Linked DNA regions of Mus musculus: region 1 is linked to region 2. Evidence: chromatin loops called from intact Hi-C (ENCODE). Cell type or tissue: gastrocnemius. All regions are shown on one strand.

The links. A loop is a pair of places that touch in the nucleus more often than their neighbours do. Peaks named below come from ENCODE experiments on the same cell type or tissue, not always from the same donor. Only the 100,000 strongest peaks of a DNase experiment are listed, where the experiment ranks them.
Region 1: it touches region 2 in a loop (3-fold over the local background); 3 of 42 quality-filtered maps call a loop at or near these places.

The regions. Positions count from the first base shown.
Region 1 is chr1:59,583,509-59,586,008 of GRCm38, forward strand. All of the region lies in intron 10 of Gm973 (predicted gene 973), which reads left to right. Among named protein-coding and RNA genes, the nearest start is that of Gm39648, 11 kb to the right of the region's middle. In gastrocnemius, a CTCF peak has its summit at 1,330 (motif pointing left); a DNase peak (open chromatin) is centred at 1,328; H3K4me3 peaks cover 323 bases; H3K27ac peaks cover 729 bases.
Region 2 is chr1:59,425,893-59,428,392 of GRCm38, forward strand. No RefSeq gene overlaps it. Among named protein-coding and RNA genes, the nearest start is that of Gm33724, 8.2 kb to the left of the region's middle. In gastrocnemius, a CTCF peak has its summit at 1,453; no DNase peak of the experiment used is centred here.

The sequences.
Region 1 (2,500 bases), 160 kb after region 2:
TTCCTTACAATCAGAGCAGAAATGAGTCTGTTTGCACAATATTTGAACTGACCTTTCAGGTTAAAACACCAGGCCCAAGTCAGGCCTCCATTGAAGAAAAGCATATCTAAGCCACTTCTCCACTACTGAAGAACCTCAGAAACAACACAGACACACACATACTATGTGTGTCTGTCTGTCTGTCTGTGTGTGTGTTTGTGTGTGTGTGTGTGTGTGGTTTGCCTCCATTGAAGACACTTTTCATAAAGGATCCGAAGACCTTAAGTAATAACAATAGCAATAATAATTACAGAGTTGTGACTAAGAAAATACAATATATTTTGGAAATCCCATAGCTCCAAAGGCCATACCAATACTCCCTGCATGGTCCAAACTCATGTATCCCTATGGCTCTACTGGAGGACCCTTCAAAGAGTGACCCAGCCATGACAAGTTAACTATAGACTAAATTATGAACTTTGCAGTCAGACTGAACTTTGGATCTTAAGCTCCAAGCCTGGTTCATCTGCAAGGCCTTGGTAAGTTCACAAACTCTGGAAATATCTTGTACCTCCTTTGCAAATGGAGAAAGGTTCCCATCTGAGCTTCTTGGTTGGTTGGTGTTACCATAGCCTGCCTGCCTTTGAAAAGGAACCCCGAGGGGAAAAGCCTTATGAGGAAAAGTCTAGGGAGCCCCACCAGTCCCCAAGCCAGGAAAAATGGGGTGTAGGGTACAAAGGACTTCCTCCTGCCTCTCTCACCCCTCCCCCTTCTTGAGGCTCAGGGCACTTTATTAGGTTAATCACTGCCTCGGATTTTAACTACTTCCTCAACCTACTCCACATAAATGACTAATTTTATGTTTACCATAAAGCATCTGGAAAGGCTTTAGAAACAAATTTCTACCCAACAGACTTCAGTTTACCCACCTTGATGGGCCACTGGCCCAACCAGTGGCCTCCCTGCCTCTCTAGGACCTAGGACCTTTCTTGCTCTGAAGCACAAAGCAGGCTTGCAGCAACAGTAGTAGCAGCAGCAATTAAGCCCGTCTTTCTTTTCTTTTAATCCCTACTGACTCAGCTCGTCCCTCCATCCTTTAGGGTCTGGTCATGTAAGGTCACTCACACATAATACATTTGTCTAGTTTTGTTGTTGGTGGTGGAGGTTTGGTTTGGTTTGGCTTGGTTTGGTTTAAGTCACAGTGAGAATCCCAAAGGTGGAACCTTTTGGAAACAACAGACCTTTGAGAAGTCACATACCTAGGCTGGGAAGTATGAGGGAAAGAAAGTCTGGTATTGCTGTCCAAGTTCAGCTCTGGGGTCCGGAGGCTGCCCCCGTGCGCCCCCTCCCGGTAGTACTGAAAACCTCTGCTCTGAGTCTTCAGTGGCCGCGTCGCTAAGGCCAAAGCCGAAAGGGTGAGGGGCTCTAGCCTCCCAGTTCCACTTTCAAGTAAAGGCCCTTAGGCACCCCTTCTACACCTAGCCGGAGGTTCCGGGCCTCAGAGCCAAGTCCATCAGTTTAAAAAAAAAAAAAAAAAAAGCGCCGCAGCTGCCATCAGCAACTTCCTTGGAGTTAGAAGTGGGGAGAAGTCAGAGAAATAGGGGGAAGAAGACTACAAGGGGAGTTGCGTGGAGATGAAAAGAGCGATGAAAAAAGAGAAAGAAGACAAGCAGACGTGTTTCAACTCCAAGCTCCCATTTCCCCTTTCAAATGAACGGCCTCCCCACTGTGAGCAGAATCAAGTATTTATGAAGGCATTTTTTGCATATTAATAGCTGCGCAGGGATGGGGCCCTGCCAGCGCTTAAGTCCTAAAGGTATGGTGCCCTTTTGAAAATACAGGTCTTTCCAGCCCCTCATAGAATTTGGTTTTCTCCTTCAGATTTATTTCCCCCTCTGCCTTGTGGGTCCTCCTGGGGCCCTACAACTGATTAAGAGAAATTAGTTTCTGGGCTGCCTTCAGAGTCCAGGACTGCTCTTCCCTCTGCGGGTCGCTGACATCAATCGCAGGCTCTCGCCTTTCCTCTTCCCCAAGGCCTCTGGGGAGAGGCTTGAGGTTGGGTGAGGTGCCCAGCACCTAAAAAGAATCTTAAAATTGTAAATGGAAGTTTCAGAAGGAGATATTAATACATCCGTGCAGTGAGAGAGGAGAAAGTAAAAAAGAAAAATATGCAATCATTTCATTAACGTTAATAATACTGTCGATCCTCGGTGAGGATTGCATTTCATTTTTAAAAAGAAAACATAGAGAGTTAGAAACATAATCAAAAGACCAAATCATATTAAAATAATAGTAGTAGGCAAGAATATGAGCTATAGTTTAGTGGCAGGGCTTGACTACCATAGGCAAGGCCCTGGGTCTGATCCGGAATACTCTTATACACACACACACACACACACACACACACACACACACACACGCACACGCATACGCGCGCACACACACACACACACACACGCACACGCATACGCGCGCACACACACACACACACACACACAGAGGCACAGATGACTAGGGCTTG
Region 2 (2,500 bases):
ACACTACTGGGGAGTGGTGGAAGCCTTTACAAGGTAGGCCTAGGGAAGGAGGTTTTAGGTCCAAAAGGGAGGGGTGTGCCTTGAAGTAGCCAATGGGATCTAAGCACCCCTTTCTCTTGTCTTTGCTTCTAGGCTACCATGATGTAAGAGATCCCTCCTCCCCTCCTCCCCTCCTCCCCTCCTCCCCTCCTCCCCTCCTCCCCTCCTCCCCTCCTCCCCTCCTCCCCTCCTCCCCTCCTCCCCTCCTCCCCTCCTCCCCTCCTCCCCTCCTCCCCTCCTCCCCTCCTCCCCTCCTCCCCTCCTTCCTCCTCCTCCCCTCCTCCCCTCCTCCCCTCCTTCCTCCTCCTCCCCTCCTCCCCTCCTCCCCTCCTCCCCTCCTCCCCTCCTCCCCTCCTCCCCTCCTCCCCTCCTCCCCTCCTCCCCTCCTTCCTCCTCCTCCCCTCCTCCCCTCCTTCCTCCTCCTCCCCTCCTCCCTACTACGTACTGGCCCTCACTGCAGCCCCAAAAGCAACAGGCCAACTGACAAGGGACTGGAACCTCCAACACTGCCAACCAAAAGGAAAGTACGTAAAGTACACAAAGCTGATTAGCACTCGGAAGGTTTCAGGCTAGGCGGTCTGGGTTCTAACTACCCAGTTCTGCCTGTTGTAGCACAGCTGGTCATAAGCAACAGGAAAACAAATGAGTATGGCTGTGTTCCAGAAAAATCTGAATCGTGGATGCTGAAGTCTAAATTCCTATCATCTTTAGTTGTCATAAAATACGATCTTTTTAGTTTTTCACTCTAAAAGTGGTCAAAGTCGCTCTTAGCTCCTAGATCAGATTGTCCTCGAGACAGTGATCTCATCCCCTGATTCAGATGAAGGATGTTGGAGGAGGTAGATGTAGGCTTCAGGGCTTCCAGGCTGTGGGATGGCCTAGAGGTGCCCAAAGGATGAACCCTGTTTTGGACTTTACCCTACGTGTGCTTGATGGATTTTCAGTGGAACACTCATTTGTTAAATACATTTTTGGGCTTTTTTTTTTTTTTTTTTTTTTTGCTTTGCTTTGAGCTTTTTGGGGGTGGTGCATTAAGTGTTGGCAGAGCAATCCTGAGGGAACCACACCTACTCTAATTCACACATTTGTATAACAATGAAAGTTCCCTAAATCCAATCTGCATACAGAGCTTCCACAGTCAATAGGGCCGAGTCACTAAGTCCCCACATCAGCCACTGTCATCCAACAGAAGTCAGCTAATGACAGCTGTTCTGGGTGGCTAACTGCTGCATATGGCTGCTTTGCTGACTTCCAAACACAGACTGGGTTTAAGAGCCTGGTTTTTGGGAGGCCTTCTCCCTACCTCTCCTGTGCTCTGATACTTCGAAGCTCTCCTTTGCTTTATCGTTGTGGCTTCTCCACGCTCAACAGGCGGCCACAGTGATGGAAACAGTGCATCACTGTGAGGTTCTGGCCACAGGAGGCCTCCACACACCACTGAACCCTGTTGTGTGGGACATCTGTAGCAGTTGTAGTAGTTGGAGCAGGGAGTATTTGGATCAAAGCTGCTACATTCCCAAGACCACGGCTACACTGCCAACCTTCCTTCTCAGCTCCTTCTTGCCTTCCATCATGTTCTCCTTTCTTGTTCTTTGTGTTGCCTGACCTCTGAGTTCACTGGAGTCAACTCTTTTCATTCAATCCAGAACTGTCTAAGGGACTGCTTTAGGCAACCAGGAAAGGTTTAGTTGAAGAAACAGCCTTGAGGAGAGCCCTGAACTTATATGCCCTTTCATCTTTGCTTCTATTGAGTCTGATTTTGAGATTTTATTATTTTAATTGTGTGAATGTGTGTATGTGTGTGGGGGGTGGGGTGGGGGAGGGATGCACACACAGGCCTGTGTCTGATCCTCAAAGGAACTGAAGTTGCAGGCAGTTGTGAGTTCTGAAAACTGAACTTTGGTCCTCTACAAGAGCAGTAGCTGCCCTTAACTACTGAGCCATCTTTCCAATCTCCAGACTTTTCCATCTTTAAAGTTTCTGTGAGGAGAAATGATCTGATTTTCTTCTGATTCTTCCTCACATTTTACATGTGAGGAAGTTGGGTTTTGTAAAGGTTTCCTAAGGTCACAGACTAAGGAGTATCTGGAGGTTGATATTTTCTCTGCCCTGAGTTCAAGCCCTGCTCCTGGCATTAATTAACTAAGTAACCTTGGCTATGACCTCATTCCATAAGCCCTACCTATCAGTAATGACTCGCTCTCTCCTGCACCAAGAAGCATATCCAAGGAGTTTGCTGCCTTAAAGAAACATGCTTTGGGAATCTTACTATTTGCCCAAACTCTGGCAGGTAGACAAAACAAAAGTCCCTCTACTCAGGGAGAGGAGCCTAGAGGCTGGAGCTTTAGTAAGTGACAATGTGCTGTTGGGACAGACTCAGAGGAGATAAGGACACTGCTAAAGATTTTGGCAAATCGTTTCAGACAAAAGAAAGAGCCAGTACAAATGCCTGAGCCTAGAA